2 separate regions of the Homo sapiens genome follow, and region 2 is linked to region 1. The links are chromatin loops, found by intact Hi-C in ENCODE. Cell type or tissue: PC-3. All regions are shown on one strand. Links, peaks and the distances in the headings refer to the core of each region. The heading gives the core; the rest is flanking DNA.

Region 1 (8,332 bases), core at 7-8,006:
TGCTAGGAAATCTCTGCTTCAATTCACCAGATACTAGTTAGTCATTGGCTTGTGAAGTCTGTAATCCCTCTCGTTTCTGGCTTTGCTTACAACCCTGCACCCTGGGTGCTGGAGCAGACTCTCAGGAAGGGAGATGGTGCCAAGCCCTGTTCCTGTCTTTCTTGGTCTGCATGCCAGCTTAGGCCAGGTTTTTATTGAGCTTCAGGATCGGATCTTCGTTATAGGCGGGGAGGACAGTGTAGGTAAAGCCTACTGACAAGTGCCTTAGACCCCTTGCACTGCCATAAAAAATATCTTAGCCTGGGTAACTCATAAACATCTTTTTTTCTTTTCTTTTTTTGAGACAGGGTCTCACTCTGTTGCCCATGCTGGAGTACAGTAGCACAATCTCCACTCATTGCAACATCCACTTCCCGGGCTCAAGCAATTCTCGTGCTTCAGCCTCCCTAGTAACTGGGATTACAGGTGTGCACCACCACACTCAGCTAATTTTTGTATTTTTAGTAGAGATGGGGCTTCACCATGTTGGCCAGTCTGTTCTCAAACTCCTGACCTCAAGTGATCCACCTGCCTTGGCCTCCCAAAGTGCTGGGATTACAGGCATGAGTCACCGTGCCTGGCCTCATAAATATCTTTATGAGTTGTTTATTGCTCACAATTCTAGAGGCTGGGAAGTCCAAGATCAAGGTGCTGGCAGATTCGGTGTCTGGTGAGAGCCCATTCTTTATGGGTGGTGCTCTCTATGTGTCCTCACGTGGCAGAAGGGCAAACAGCTTTCCTCTAGCCTCTTTTATAAAGGCACTTGTCCCATTCATGAGGGCTCTGCTTTCATGATCTCATCATCTCCCAGAGTCCCCACCTCTTAATACTATCACCTCGGGAATTAAGTTTCAACATATGAATTTTGGGGAGACACCAGTGTTCAGACCATAGCACAAGCCATGCAGCACAATAGACAGAATGCATGTGGAGGCTAACACCAGAGAAGGTCATTTTTGGGGTTTACTCCATCTGGACCACCCTCTGGCATCCCCAGGGTCAGTCTGTAAGTTGTAATTTTCTTATCTCTTTTCTATTCAGCCTCGGTGTCTGGATGCCCAGCCTAACCAAGTCAGCTTCCCATCTTTGGCTGAGACAAGGAGAACCCTGCTGGGCTAGGGGACCCAGGTAATGTTGCTCAGGCATTGTCCTTTTTTTTTTTTTTTTTTTTTTTTTTGAGATGGAGTCTCACTTTGTCGTCCAGACTGGAATGCAGTGGTGCGATCTCGGCTCACTGCAACCTCTGCCTCTAGGGTTCAAGTGATTCTTGTGCCTCAACCTCCCGAGTAGCTGGGATTACAGGCATGTGCCACCACACCTCACTAATTTTTGTATTTTTAGTAGAGACAGGGTTTTGCCATGTTAGCCAGGCCGGTCTCAAATTCCTGACCTCAGGTGATCTGCCCACCTCGGCCTCCCAAAGTGCTGGGATTACAGGCGTGAGCCACCATGCCCAGATGGAAAAGACATTTTAATGCCACAAATGTAGGAAGAATATAATCTCCAATAATGGACAGTCTTTTGAAGGAAATCATTTAGCTTCGTCAAAAAACTGACCTCATTCTTATTTTTCTAATTTCATCCCCCATGTGACATCCTTGTTACACACTCCCCGGCCCTCAGATGGGACTGGCACTTGGGTGCCTCTGGACTAGATTTCCACTTTTCATTTCTACTTTCTGTGCCTGTCTCCATGCTTTCTGCTTTGTGATGAAATGAGGATAGTCATAATGTTAGAAAAAGTTGTGCAAGACTTTGAAATGGCAAAAGAAGGTTGTTATTGGGCATTCTGTCTGTTTGCCTATGGGTTACCCCTGCCTTTCTTTCATTGTCTTTGAGCTATTTTATGACTCTGAAAATTGTAGAAAACTGATAACAATGCAAATGATTTTGTCCATAGAAATGCAAATTATATCCATTGGAAATGCAACTGATTATTGCCCTATGGATATTGACCAGTTTTATATTTGTTAAGCAAATTAATGTCAGCATTCCCGATGGCTTCTGTATGCATCTGCTCTTTGGATTCTTTTTTGAGCGGTCGTAACATCTTACTAGTTCCCTTATTAATCGACGAGTTAAATCATTGGCATGTCTGAATTTCATGTTTGTAAGAGGTTGTATTTATACAAGGGCCTTGATTTTTACCTTTAAACATTTCTTTAACAATAACTCCCCTGAAGGTTGTTATGAGGCAGAATGAGATCATGGATAAGAGAGTGCCTGGCTCAGGGCCTGAATTCACCTCTCATAGTTGGGACAATCCTTGCTTCCTCCTGGTTTCTGGGCTCTAGGGCACCTTGTATTCTCACAAAAATAAATAAAATCTTTTAATTACACTTTTCACATTACAGCATTAGTAACTTTCATGAGAATTTTCACCTTTCAAAAGGAGACCCTAGGGAGACTATAATGCTTACCCAGAGGAATTCCTGCAATGGTGGAAATCCGGAGGGTGGAGTACACAGGTGCCACAGATATTGGGGGCCAAGGGCCTTTAAAATAACCTGCCTAGGTGCTATTCAGCTGCAGAGGGCAGTTCAGTTCCCTGACCTTCACCCCTTCCCCCATGTTGGGAGTGCTGGCCTTACCATGGTAAGGAGAATGGTTACAACTTTGTACCAGGATTTAAAAATATATACTTTATTAAATCCGCTCCTCAGCTAAATCTGTGAGGTGAACATGTTTATCCTTGTTGTTGATGAGAAACTAGGACAGGTTAAATGACTCACCCAAGGTTATACAGCTAGGAAGTTGTTGTGCCAGGATTTAAATCTAATGCCAGGGGCCGGGCCCAGTAGCTCACGCCTGTAATCCTAGCACTTTGGGAGGCTGAGGTGGGTGGATCACCTGAGGTCAGGAGTTCGAGACCAGCCTGGCCAACATGGCCAAACCCCCGTCTCTACGAAAAAAATACAAAAATTAGCCAGGCGTGGTGGGAGGTGCCAATAATCCCAGCTACTCGGGAGGCTGAGGCAGGAGAATCACTTGAACCTGGTGAGGGCCGGGGGAGGGGTGGTGGAGGTTGCAGTAAGCCAAGATTGCACCACTTCACTCCAGCCTGGGCGAAAGCATGAAACTCCGTCTCAATCAATCAATCAATCAATCAATCAATAAAATAAATCCAAGGCCTAAATCCAAATCTCATGCTCTATCTGTGATCTGAGCCATGGAGTAGCCATTCTAATCAGGACTCTTTTTTTCTACTCCAAACTCATCACCACTGCCAAAATCCACTGCCAAGGGTTACACCTGGGCAAGGACATTGCTCCAGTTCAAATTCAAATGACCTGGGAGACAAAACCCACTTTTGTGAAAATATGTCAGAAAGAAATTGATCTGAACTTGGGAACAGGTTTTGATCCAAGGGCTAGTGTACAGCCCAGGGAGGGCCAGCGGAAGTAAGAAGACAGCTCCATCCATCAGGAGCCTCTGTGTTCAGGGGACAGTGGGCAGGGGGTGGGTTGCCAGGAGAGGGAAGAAGCTGGGGAGGATCAAGGGAAAAAGTTAGGGGAAGAGCGCTGAGAGTTCACGCCCACTCTCCTGCTTGGGCCCTGATAACTGGGGAAGATTCAGGGCAGAGAAAGAGGAGTTTACAGGTCTCAGGAACTGAGGTGGGTTACACCCAGTAAATGACTTCCTAAAGGTCAACTAGCCAAAGCCATGCCCTCCTCTGTGGCCTGGGCCAGGTGGGGCAGGCCAGGTGGATGCTGGGATGGCCCAGAGGGCAAATAATGGACAATGAACCAGGCCAGGGCAGCATCTCTGCTGGGCGGGAAAAACAGGAAGCTCAGGCACATGCAAGCCAGGTAAGTGTGTGTCTTGAAGATGGATGAGAGTTCCCAGACAAGGGTGACCTTTTCTTTCACCTCGTCCAGCTAGACAGACGTGGTGGTTCCAAGGCCCCTTGTCATCTGCTGATTGCTTTGTGATTAATGTACAAGTCACTTATTCCCATCTCCTGTCCCTGCTCCATTCTCCCCCAGCTCCCGGGCAGACTCTTCTGCCCTTAGGTAATTTACTTAGAAATGATTGTCCCTAGAATCTCTCCATGTGCTTTGTGTACAGATAGTGACCAGGTTCTGCATGTGATTTCCCTGTGGAATTCCAACCAAGGACAGACAGGTGAGTCACAGCACTATGGAGAGACTTAAATATCTGCAATGAGCAAAGCAAGGCTCAGCCGGGGGCAGACTCAGTCCTGCAGGAATTGCCCTTCTTCCTGCATGGTTTTGGGGTCAGCTGGAGAGCAATGAGTTTGCACATGCTGGTCATTCACCAGAGCTGCCTGTGGGGTCTCAACAGAGTTCCACCTAGAAGGGACAGCCTGACCCTGGTTTACCTGGGAACCAGAGAAAAGCAGCTGGAAGGCTACTCTCAAGTCACCAATACCAAGCCAGGTAGACCCTATCCCCTACAAATACAGGAAGCCAGTGGTCTCCAATGGACATTATTACTTCATTTTCACACATATTTTATTCACTTTGACCTGGGGCTCAAAACACAGACTGCATATAAAATGGGTTTGATGCTGATTTGGCTACATGGACTTCATAATTCATCAGAGCAGGAAAGACAGAATCATAAGCTGTTATTCATTCATTCAACAAATATTTACTGAACACCAGACAGGAGAGAGGGATTGCCTGTGTTAATTCATTAGGAAGAGCACATCGTATTAATAATACTTCATGCTGTTCAGCTTTTCGTGCTGCAGCAGAAATTATTTAATTACCCTTTACTTCCACCCCGGCCTCCCTACCTTCCACTACAGAGCAGTTGAAAATGTTTTTGTTCAGTATGGGGAAGCTTTGTAAGGTAAAGGACAGGCAGGAGAGAAAGAATGCTCTATTTGCAAAACAAGGCCAGGGGTGTGAGCTCTTGAAAGACAGAGCAAAGTTATGACAGCCGGAGGAATGTGAATTCCTCCAACAGACCAAATGGGAGCTTCAGAAAAAAATTAATCTGGTGGCAGAATATATCTGGCTTCAGACTTTTAAGTATGAAACTAGCTGCTGTGAGAATAGGAAGCCCACACTCAGAGCTCAGCCTGCCCTCTACAGAGCAGGCAGGCGTTCCTTTCCCTGGGGACTACGAAGAAGACAAGGGCTTCCGAAGGTGTCCCACACGCAGCCTCCCTCCTTCCCCAATTCCCCCTCCTGCTTCCACACTTATCTCTCCCCCAGTGAGTGATAGCCAAATCCTCTCCACTTGCAGATGTAGCCTTGGGAGGACAGCACAAGGGGATGCAGCCCTGGAGCAGCAGCAGGTGTGGCCCATCTGGACTCACCACTGCTGTGGAAAGGGGCCCCGGCCAGCTGGCCCTGTGGGCTGGAATTAGAGCAGTCGTAATGGGCTGTGTTACACAGTGTGCTCTTCTAATCAGATACATGTGGACATTAACTAATTAACGGCAGCCCTGTGAGTTAAGTATTGTGATGAGTGAATTTGACAGATGAAGTACAGAGAAGTTAAATGACTTGCTTGGGGTCACACTGCTAGCAAGGGGTGGAACAGGGATTTGAATCTGGGCAGTTTGCCTCCAAAGTCCTCATAATTAACAGTGATCCATTCTGCCCTCCTATCTGACCATTTCTCTTATGTTAGACTCTTTTGAATGCAAGTGACAGAAACCCAAGCTAAGGATGCTCCAGGCAAGGAAGCAGCATTTGCAAGGCTTGGAGACCCAAAAGAAGGAAAGCGGTCAGGGAGGGTTCTAAGTTACTGGAAAGAGAGACAGAGGGAAGTCACAGGAGGACCTTCAATTGGGTCAGGCACAGGGAGGCAGGGGCTCACCGCCATGGCCTGAGCTGAGGACACCAGTTGTCACTGGGGCTGGATGTGAGGAGAGACACTAGGGGACTAAGCATGGCCTGGAACCTGCTGCCTTCCTTGGCCCGCGCTCCTCACACCCTCCTACTCCCAACTCTCCTCTCTTTCCTCATTTATTATTATTATTTTTATTTTTTTGGTGGTTTTTCCAAATCTTTTTCCTGCTGCCGACTCCCCTGAAGTCCCTGAAGAATGAGGGCTTCACAGAAGCAGCTTTGATCTCTTTCAGTGGCTCCCAGAGGGGCTGTCTCTGGTGCAGATTAAGTGTGTAGTTTGACACCCATCCCATTAGTCCTGTTCTTTTAATTAAACATTCAGTAGGAGGATGGCGCTGTGGCTGGCATTGGGAGCCGGCAGGGGGCCACCGGGTACATTGAAGCCTTCTTTCTTTAGTGGGATTGCGTGCCTTGATTCATCTTTTTCCCCCTTTGCCACTCTCCACTTCCACCTCTGCCAGTTTTGATGTTTGAGTTCTCCCTGAATCCATACAGGATGCTGGCCATCTCAGGGAGGAGGGCAAGGCAAGCTGGCAACTTGGCCGAGCTCCTGTTGGACTGAGTGGTTTCCTCCTCGGGCTGTTGTGTGTGAACTTGAGTGAGCCATTCAACCTTCCTGGGTTTCTGTGTCCTAATGCATCAGACAGGGCGACTTGTGACTGCTCCTCCTGACCTCCTGTACAGGGAGAGGCTACAGGACAAATGGAACCAAGAGGAGACCCAGAAGGCAGAGGCCCGAGCAGTGTGTCCCTGAGATGCCCAGGTCAGGGCATGCCCTACCCCTTCCCACCAGCAAAAGTTCCAGCAGCAAGGAGGTTCCAGCTGTTCCCTTGGAATCTGTTAGGCTTCTGTGGTTGGGGGATGGGTGCAGGGAGGAGAGAAGAGACTGGAGATGATGCAGTGGCAGAGCAGGGGGTGGTGGGGTGAAGGCTGTGGGCCCACAAACTTGCTTATATGTACAAGGCTGCAATGAATGCAGCCTCTCCTTCCCTCCCCTCCAGCTAGCTGGAGTGCTAACTGGGGTGGACAGACAGGTTGGTTTGGGAGCAGGCGGCAGAGAGGAGATGGGCAGAGCCGGGAGCAGGAGGATGGGCCAGATAACCCTGGGACCTTTGTTCTATGACAGGCAAGTCAGCAGGATGTCAGGCCTGGCTTGATCTTACACCCCTCGACTGAATGCCCGGGAGTCCCTGAGCGTTGGGGCAGGAGGAGCCTTAGAGACTGTAAGGACAGTGTAACCGCCTAGTGGGTTCACCTTCCCTGCTGCCTAGACAGGGGAATTACAGTGAAGAAACAGTAATTCATGCAGAGCCAGCTGTGCGGGAGACCGGAGTTTTATTATTACTCAAATTAGTCTCCCCAAGCATTTGAGCATTCAGGGATCAGAGTTTTTAAAGATAATTCAGTGGGTAGGGGCTTGGGAAGTGGTCAGTGCTGACTGGTCAGGTTAGAGATGGAATCATAGGGGGTCGGAGTGAGGTTTTCTTGCTGTTTTCTGTTCCTGGGTGGGATGGCAGAACTGGTGAAGCCAGATTACTGGTCTTGGTGGTGTCAGCTGATCCATCGAGTGCAGGGTCTGCAAAATATCTCAAGCACTGATCTTAGGTTTTACAATAGTGATGTTATTCCCAGGAACAATTTGGGGAGGTTCAGACTCTTGGAGCCATAGGCGACATGACCCCTAAACTGTAATTTCTAATCTTGTAGCTAATTTGTTAGTCCTACAAAGGCAGACTGGTCCCTAGGCAAGAAGGGGCCCCTCTGGGCACCCAGCCTATTAGATGGTAACTATGCAGAGAGGAAAGGGCAGACTTAGTCCGGGTTCTGCCCCTCGTGCACTATGTGCCCTTGGCCAAAACACTTCCCTTCTCTGGGCCTGGTTTCCTCATCTGGGGTAACTATACCTGCCTTCTTGTGCCTCATGGGGTCAGAGGCTAAAATGAGGTCATTCTCTCTTTTCTGGACATTTATAATTTAATTACAACTAGTTCTTGACCCTGAGAGATTCTTAAATGTGTCTATAAAATTTAGAAGGTCTGAGTTTTACTAACCTGCATCATTTTTCTGGGATCCCAGGATTCCCAGACCAGAGGGTGGGGCAGGGCCCTGTGATATGTCTAACACACCCATGAGGCCTAGAGTGCACCCACCACTGGCTGCAAAGCACTGCAGCTTTATAGGTCCTAGAGCGAAAAATGGTTTACATTTATTGAAGGCTTTTAAAAGAATGTTCCAGGTTCTCCATATCTGTTGTTTCATTGAAGTGTCACCATCTCATTAATGGCTATTGTCCTCATTTTATTTACGTTATGTTTTTGTTTTTTTTGAGGCAGGATCTCACTCTTGTCACCCAGGCTAGGATGCAGTGGCACTGTTACAGCTCACTGCAACCTCGACCTCCCGGGCTCCTCAATTCTCCCACCTCAGCCTCCCAAGTAGCTGGGACCACAGGCATGTGCCACCGC
Region 2 (8,332 bases), core at 306-8,305, 170 kb after region 1:
GGATTCATTAGCCAAGGATTCTGGAACTTTTCCAGTCCTCTCCAGCAAATGGCCCAAACTGCCCCCTTAATAGCATTAAGTGAAATTACAAATCAGAGACGGTGGCTGATCAATCTCCTTGGGGCTTCTCTACAGCTTTTGTGCAGTAGGGGTGGTGACAGTCCTTCAGTGGGGCGACTGGTCCTCTGCCAGCAGCTGCAGCACTTGCTCCACTTGGTCCGTTTCCCTCTTCCCTGGCCTGGAAGAAAGGAGCCAGAACACACAGGTCTGGATCACCATCAAGGCTTCTTCCTCACCCATCTCACTCCCTCCCGTTCCATAGCACAAAAGCCACCAGTCAAAGGGGAGCCAGTCAGAAGCAAAACGCTCTGTCCCAGAAATTTCCACGGTCATAAAATTTGGATTGGGGTGGTGTCCTGGGCAGAGGAACCACAGTAGAATGGTGGCAGGAAAGACTTTCTTTTTCAAACATAGCCGAGCCTACATGCCTTGCGAATCTTAGAGGCTCAAAGAGAGAAGAGGAGCCTTCATCCCCTGGGTACCACTTCTCCTTCCAAGTCCAGGCTCTGGGGCAGGGAACCCCCTCGGATGGAAAGGTTCTGATGGAATCTCCCCACAGAGGTCTTGCTGCCTCATCTGATCACCTGCTCACGTTCTCCACCTCTTTAGCCTAACGGATGGGGTTTCATGATCATCCATCATTCTCTCTCTCCTTCCCAAGACAAGCCTAGATCACTTCGTCACCCACATCCATCCTTTCTTCTAGGAAGAAGGATGGGAAATAAATCAGTCAAAGTTCTCCAGAGAAGTAGAACCAGTAGGATATGTAGATATATCACAGGAAATTTATTCAGGGAATTGGCTCACTCGAGAAGTCTCGAGATATGCTATCTGTAAGCTTGGAGAACCAGGAAAGCAGTGATATAATTCAGTCTGAGTATGAAAGCCTGAGAACTGGAGCTCCAGTGTCTGAGGGAAAAAGAGGATGGATGTTCCAGCTCAAGAAGAAAGTGTAAACTTGCTCTTTCTCTACCTTTTTGTTCCATCTGGGCCTTCAGTGGATTGGACGGTGCCTGCCTACATTGGTGAGGACAATGGTTTTTACTCAGTCCACTGATTCAAATGCTAATCTCTTCTGGAAATGCCCTCAGAGACACACTCAGAAATAATGTTTTGCCAGCTATCTGGGTATCCCTAAGTCTAGCTGACACGTAAAATTAGCCATCACAGGAAGATAACCAAGCCAGGTCCTGAAGTGAGAGCAGACGGGTAAGCAGTTTGTGTTGTTCTGCAGTGGCTGAGCCCCTGAGGGGACCAGGGCTGCTGTGCCAGATGGGGAGTGCCCAGCTCCAGGGATGCTTCTATGTTGGCAGCAATCATTAAATCTGCCTGCCTGAATCTCATTGGCCAGGCCTCGTCTCCTGCCAGGTACAGCGTCATTGCCCCTCACTGAGACCAATCAGCAGCACAGTCAGCAGTAGAGTGGGCCAAGAGCAATTTCTTCATGACATTTACAAAGAGAGGGTGGGATTTAGCACATTGTGCATTTCTCTGGGCTCCCTGACGGTCTGATGGCATCCAAATCCCAAAGGTGGTGACCACACATGTGAGCATATGCAGGGCCTGCTGAAGCTGCCTACAAACAGATGTGCATGTGTGAGGAAGCTCGGGTGTTTCTGGGTACCCAATAAATAATCTTATCTATAATACATCAAAACGGGAAATCAATTCTGGTAATTACCCTATTTTCTTCATTCTAATATACCATTGATTATAAGATGCATCACTGATTTAACAGCTGCCTCAAAAAGAAACTTTACAATAAACATGCAGGTCTATTTTAAGACATATCCCCATTTCAGAAATGTTAAAATGTGTGCGAGGAAGAGGGGAGATGCATATTATAATTAAGAGAAAATGGTAATGGGGAGATAGTCAAACCAATTGACTGATTGAATTAATCAGTAAATGCAGTGAGTGTGATTCATTGGAGGGTTTTCAGTGTGTTGGTGGGCACCCTGACTCAGCCACCCTGAGATAAATTATTGTGCTCCCCTCTTAGCCAGCTCTCAAGGGTCTCTTCCCAGAGTAACTCCTCATATTCATTGTCACGTCTGATAGTGACATGTTATAGTCAGGCATCTGATCCTAACTAGGTGACTCTCAGAAGAATTACAGGCAAGAAGATGCTCTCCTCTCCTTTCATCTGGCATTGACTTTTGAGCTCAGTTCCTCCCCTCTATTCCCCAGGGATCCAGATCTCCTGGGGTATCACCATCATGAGATGCCCCTACCTCTAAGCTCCACCAAAAAGCACTGGGCATTCTCCTCCTACCCGTTGTCCAGGTGAGGAGCGAGACCATTATCATTTGCCTCCAGTCTGACTCTCTTACATCTGTCCCAGTGCACCCCAGTATGGAGCCTGTAGCCACCCTGTCTGTCCCTATCTCTCCAGTGCTCTGGGATTCCTCTTGCCCCCAGTCTTCTCCAGTGCTGTTCTCCTAACCCTGAGGGCCTTGGTGACCTTGATCACCACCCCAACTATTGCTCTGAAGATGAAATAAGGTGGGCTGTGGACACATATTGGATCCTGTGATGGACCAACAGCTGATAACAGGCCAGCAGGACACCAGGAAGGTCTAAGGCAGAGGTGTCCAATCTTTTGACTTCCCTGGGCCACATTGGAAGAAGAAGAATTGTCTTGGGCTACACATAAAATACACCAACATTAACAATAGCTGATTAGCTAAAAAAAAATTGCAAAAAAAAAAACTCATTATGTTTTAAGAAAGTTTACAAATTTGACTTGGGCTGCATTCAAAGCCATCCGGGGTCACATGCGGCCTGCGGCCGTGGGTTTAAAAAGCTTAGTCTAAGGCTGGGGAAAAAGCACATTTTTGAGAAAATAAAAATCACAATTTTTTGTTTTTGAGACGGGTTTCACTCTGTCACCCAGGCTGGTGTGCAGTGACACAATCACGGCTCACTACAGACTCGACCTCGCTGGACTCAGGTGATCCTCCCACCTCAGCCTCCCAAGTAGCAAGGACTACAGGCGTGTGCCATCAGGCCTGGCTAATTTTTGTATTTTTTGTAGAGATGAAGTCTCACTATGTTGCCCAGGTTGGTCTCAAACTCCTGAGCTCAAGCCATCTGCCCACCTCAGCCTCCCAAAATGCTGGGATTACAGGCGTGAGCCACTGCACCTGGCTGAAAATCAGAAAATTTTGATCCACACTGGGGACAGGGAGTAACTGGTTGTTAACTGAGTGAACAACAAGGAGGATGGAGTGGTCTAGAGAGAAACTTAAGAGAAAGAGAGAGAGAGGCCATATGCAGTGGCTCATGACTGTAATCCCAGCCCTTTGGGATGCTGAAGTGGGCGAATCACCTGAGCCCAGGAGTTTGAGACTAGCCTGAGCAACATAGGGGGACCCTGTCTCTACAAAAACAAAAACAAACAAACAAACAAAAAATTAAAAATAGCCAGGCATGGTGGGGCACGCCTGTGGTCCCGGCTACTCAGGAGGCTGAGGCAGAAGGATTGCTTGAGCCTAGGAGATTGTGGTTACAGTGAGCTATGATCACGCCACTGCACTCCAGCCTGGGTGACAGAGCAAGACCCTCTTTCAAAACAAAAGACAAAAACAAAACAAAACCCAACCAACAAAACAAAACAAAAATAAAAAGAGGAGACAGTCTTTATGAGGGTGCTACAGAACAGCCCTGCTTTGAGGAAGGTAGGGCACATTTCAGGAGTCCCTTATGGTCTTTAGATTTCTAAATTTTCTATTTTTATCTAGTCTTCCCATCTTCCATTCACTGGTTCTCAACCTGGGTTTAAGGTACTGGCCCTGCCTAGGAGTGTTTGGAAATGCCTAGGAGAGTTGTGGCTGTCACAACTGGGCCTCTACTGCCATGTAGGGGGCAGGGCCAGGGATGCTAAGAAGCCTGAAGCTCTTGGTATTGCAGGTGGAAAAATTGCCTGTCCCAAAGACAAGATACAGATTGAGAAACACCAGTCCCTGCACTACCTCACCTAGCCTCTAGGGGTGCTCTTCTCCCCCTGCAGAGCTGGCCTGAGTTTGCCCTGACTCTGCCATCCCCTATCAGACTCAGCCTGATTTGGAGTTTTCAGATGGAAATTTCTAAAGAAACTTAAGAAGACAGATGGGAAATTATCAAAGAAAGCAACAAAGCATAAAAAAAGAGGAGCATCAACAGATTTCTGAGTCTAAGGAAGCTCAAGTCTATTTAGTCTAGTCATTTTTTTTTTTAACTCACAATTTTCCTGATTGAAACAATTTACTAGGTGCAGAGGCCTCATTTCTTTCCTTATGCTAAGGACACTACAGCCAGTCATAGCTCAGGCTGGCCCTGATACTGGCCTGGTAGAATGTTTAAGCTTTCTAGAGGCCAGGCTCTGGATCTTTTTCTTGGTGTGACCCAGAAAGACCATGGGCTCAAATCACTCCAGTCTCAAGCTGCTTTGGCCTTCTGGCCTCTCCTCAGTCTTTGACCCCTTGCACTAGCTCCACACATCAGGTCTTTCTGAGCAAGGTGTGGCCTTCTCTTTTGCCTTTAGAGTAAGTGTCAAGTAATGCTAGCAGCTGTGATGGAGTTCTCATCAACGCTCATGGTTCCAGACAAGAACAGTTGCTTTTTCACTCACTTACAGCCTAAAACCAATGGTACCAACTGGTGGCAGGTCTCCTCCAAGTGGTAATTCTGAACCCTAGGCTCTTTTCATCTGGTGGCTTCTCCATCTTCATTGTGTGGTTTCTCCACAAGGAGCCTGCAGAAGAGGAGAGGGGATGGAGGATTGCCTGCACGTGGTTTTCATGGGCCAAGCCTAAAATTACCACACATGACTTGTGCTCATATTCTACTGGCAGGAATGGAGACACATGCCCCCAACCTCCAGCTGCAGGAGATGCTGGGAAATGTAACCTAGCTGTGTGTTCAGGAAGATGAAGAATTGGGTTTTACAACCAGTCAGCAGTACATACCTCCACCTCCCATGAATGGGCTTCTAGAAGTCCTATTTTCCTTTTTCTCTACAATTTTTTGGCAGGTCTAAAGCAATGTCCTGGTTACGAATAAGTGGCTGGTTCCTCAAAAAGTTAAACATAGGATTATCACATAATCCTACAATCCTACTTCTAAGCTTATACACAAAAGAATTTAAAACAGTACTCAAACAAATACATGAACACACATGTTCATAGTAGCACTATTCACCCTAGCCAAATCCTTATCGATGCAATGAATGGATAAACAAACTGTGGTACAGATATACAATGGAATATTATTCAGCCATAGAAAGGAATTAAGTATTGATACATACTACAATGTGGATGATTATGCTAAGTGAAAGAAGCCAGACAAAAAGTCACATGTTGCATGGTTCCATTTGTATGAAATATCCAGAATAGTGAAACCCATACAGATGGAAAGAAGATTGGTGGTTGCCCAGAACTGTGGAGTAACTGCTTAATGGAGACCCTTTGGGGATGATGAAAATGTTCTGGAACTGGCTGAAGATGGTGGTTGCACAATGTTGTCAATGTATTAAATGACACTCAATTGTTCACTGAAAAATGGTTAATTTTATGTTATATAAATTTTACCTCATTTAAAAAAATGTTTAAATGATTCTAAAAGAAAGAACAAATGGATGGATTTTTTGCTTTGGTTTTGTTTTTAATGAAGCCTAGTTTTTACGTATTGTTTGTTGTTAATTTTTCTGGTCTGCATCACATAAGATGATTCTTAGCACTTGACCTGCTCCAGCAACTTAACTCCATCCTGTACGCCTTCTAAAGACATTGGAGAAGCAACTAATCTTTCCTTAACTCCATGGACTCTCTCCTTGGGTTTGGTTTCTGATCATATGAAATGCATTTCTGATACCTAGAATAATTATCTGTTAGAGTGTTCATTTGCTGAGCAATGACGATTGACATACCTGGGGCTTAATTATTTTTAAATTTAGCTCATAGTCTCACTTCCATCCACTTCTGGAGGCTCCTCAGCTTCTTTCCTCTCCTTCCTGCCCTCATCTGGTAGCTGCTCCCTTCCCCCACCTCTGGGTGCTGCTTAGGAGGTGGGGACCTATAACATTTTCAAGCCTTCCTCTCACCGGGTGCCAGTCTTTCCTGGGCTCATCAGTCTAGTCAAATATCCCCTAGTACTAAAAATAATTTTAAAAATCAATCTTATTCTACTTATGCTTCAAATAAAATAGCACTTAGCATGATGTTTTGTACTTCTTTTGATATAAGACATTTCATTCTTCTAGACTATAAGCTCTTTGATGGTAAGAACCATGCCTGAATTACGTCTATATTCTTAGCACTTAACACAGTAGCTGATTTATATAGTAGTTGCTCAATAAATATGAATTAAGTGAATAAATAAAATGTAATAGCATACAGATAAGAGAAAGGCTATTTTTTCATGTGAATAAACAACCCAATTGAAGCCATTCTCTTGTAGAGAGAGCAGCTTTTTACCTGAAATCAATGAATTGTTCATTCCTGCAGACCAGCACAAAAGAACCATTATCTAGGGCTGGCATGAATTATAAGCAGGCAGGCTCAAGGAAAAGAACAAGTTTTGTTATAATAAATGGGAGTCTAGAACTCAGTAAACAGTGAAAGGGGGCCAAGGAGGAGAGATCAGAATAGAGAAACCAGTCCCACTTACTGGGGGAGGGTAGGCAGGCACTGCTATGGATGGTGGGAGACATTCCAGCCAGGGCGTGTACTCTGAATGTGTGTGGGGGCATAGGTGGCCTATCAAAGGGAAAAAGAGAGGGTCCCAGCGGTGCTTGACCATTGTGTGTGGGTGAGATGGTGAGGTGCTGTAGCAGGCACCAAGGGAGAGCCAAACAGGCAGGTGGTCAGCATGCAGGGGAACTGACAGCGGGCTGGGCCCTGGGCAAGATTTCTGGGATGAATGATGGGATTAAGAATCCTGGGAAGATGAATGAGAGTAAGGCTGGGCCACAGCCTTGGAGGAACTAGGTTCTTACCAGGTTTCCTAGGCAGATATTCAGGCCCAGGTAGGGGTGTTTGGTGAGAACTTGGACACAAACAAGGCCTTAGAACTGGGTCATGTGGTCAGAGCAGGTCTGGGTGACTGACCTCCTGGACTAGGTAGGGCTCCTTAAACTCGCTATGACTGAGGCCTGAATTATCTGAGATTGAGATAGGACTGTGCATGCAGATGAGACTCAAGTGCCTCTAGTGGGGAAGGAGGGGCTTCAGGGAGAGTGGAGTCATTATAAGCTAATGGCGAAAATCAGACTTAAGTGGTTGCCAAGCTAATGGCGAAAATCAGACTTAAGTGGTTGCCAAGCTAATGGCAAAAATCAGACTTAAGTGGTTGCCAAGCTGGATTCAATGATGAGGCTGTGTACCTATAAATTACTCCACAGGATTTAATGTGTACACATTTTAAAGATTTTCTTTCCCCATAGCAAAGTAGATTTACAGTCTGAATGACTGAGCTTATTAATTCTAATAACCTTTTTTAGAATAAAAGTATATAAGAAGATGGGAAGTAAAAGCCTATGTCCTTAGGTCCAAGAAGGAAGAGGAGCCCTCTCTAATTCCTGCAGTGGTAAGAGTGCCTGGGTGTGAGTGAAGAGGGCCTGCTGCTGACCTCAGCCTGGAATTCCGGTTTCCAGTGCCTCCTCTCCCCACCTGTTCAGCAGGCACCCTCCTTCCCTGGGGTCTCCAGACCAGTAACACTCTCTGTTCTCTTACTCAATGGTTTGTTTGATTGATCTACTCTTCCTGGATGTGTTCAACTGAGATCTCAGTAGAACAGCTCCAGGCCAGTATCTGAAAGACCCTCAGTACGTTCTGAGTGGAGGGCTGCCTTGCCAGAGGTCAGGCTGCCCCCTTTCCTGCCTGTTATTTGAGCATGGTACTCTAGTTATCTCAGCCACTCTGTGAGCTACCCAGTGCTTTTTCAATAAACCCCCTTTTCAGATTACATCAGTCTAAGCCAGTCCTGATGTTTGCAATCAGGAAACTGAACAAATATAAAAATTGGTGTCTTAAGGGGTGGCAGGAAACAGACCCTCAGAGAAGTAAGTTGTGTCAGGGCTTGCTATCTGCCTAGTTGGAGCTGAATGCAGTGAAAACCCAGCAGGGAACTCTAGCAGCCTATGGCCCAAGTGACGAAACAGCCCCTAAAGTTACCCAGTGGTCCCAGACTGAAAAAGCCACTTCAGGCAAGGATATGGAGGTCCCATAGCAGATGGTCTTGGTATCTGCGCCATGTCCCCCTTGTTCTCTCCTGATTTCAGTGCAGCTGTGAC

What was found. A loop is a pair of places that touch in the nucleus more often than their neighbours do. Peaks named below come from ENCODE experiments on the same cell type or tissue, not always from the same donor. Only the 100,000 strongest peaks of a DNase experiment are listed, where the experiment ranks them.
Region 2: a loop joins it to region 1, with 2.8 times the contacts of the local background. A loop is called at or near these places in 8 of 110 quality-filtered maps.

The regions. Positions count from the first base shown.
Region 1 is chr1:204,569,580-204,577,911 of GRCh38, forward strand. It overlaps LRRN2-AS1 (LRRN2 antisense RNA 1), which reads left to right. Exons shown (of 13, transcript XR_007066814.1): 2 at 1,081-1,167; 3 at 4,108-8,332. Among named protein-coding and RNA genes, the nearest start is that of LRRN2-AS1, 9.6 kb to the left of the region's middle. RefSeq lists an enhancer at 3,189-3,889. In PC-3, for the core only: no CTCF peak of the experiment used is centred there; DNase peaks (open chromatin) are centred at 652, 2,252, 2,762, 4,042 and 1 weaker place; H3K4me3 peaks cover 1,515 bases; H3K27ac peaks cover 4,922 bases.
Region 2 is chr1:204,742,987-204,751,318 of GRCh38, forward strand. No RefSeq gene overlaps it. Among named protein-coding and RNA genes, the nearest start is that of LRRN2, 61 kb to the left of the region's middle. RefSeq lists a silencer at 4,026-4,115. In PC-3, for the core only: a CTCF peak has its summit at 4,061; a DNase peak (open chromatin) is centred at 4,035; H3K27me3 peaks cover 673 bases.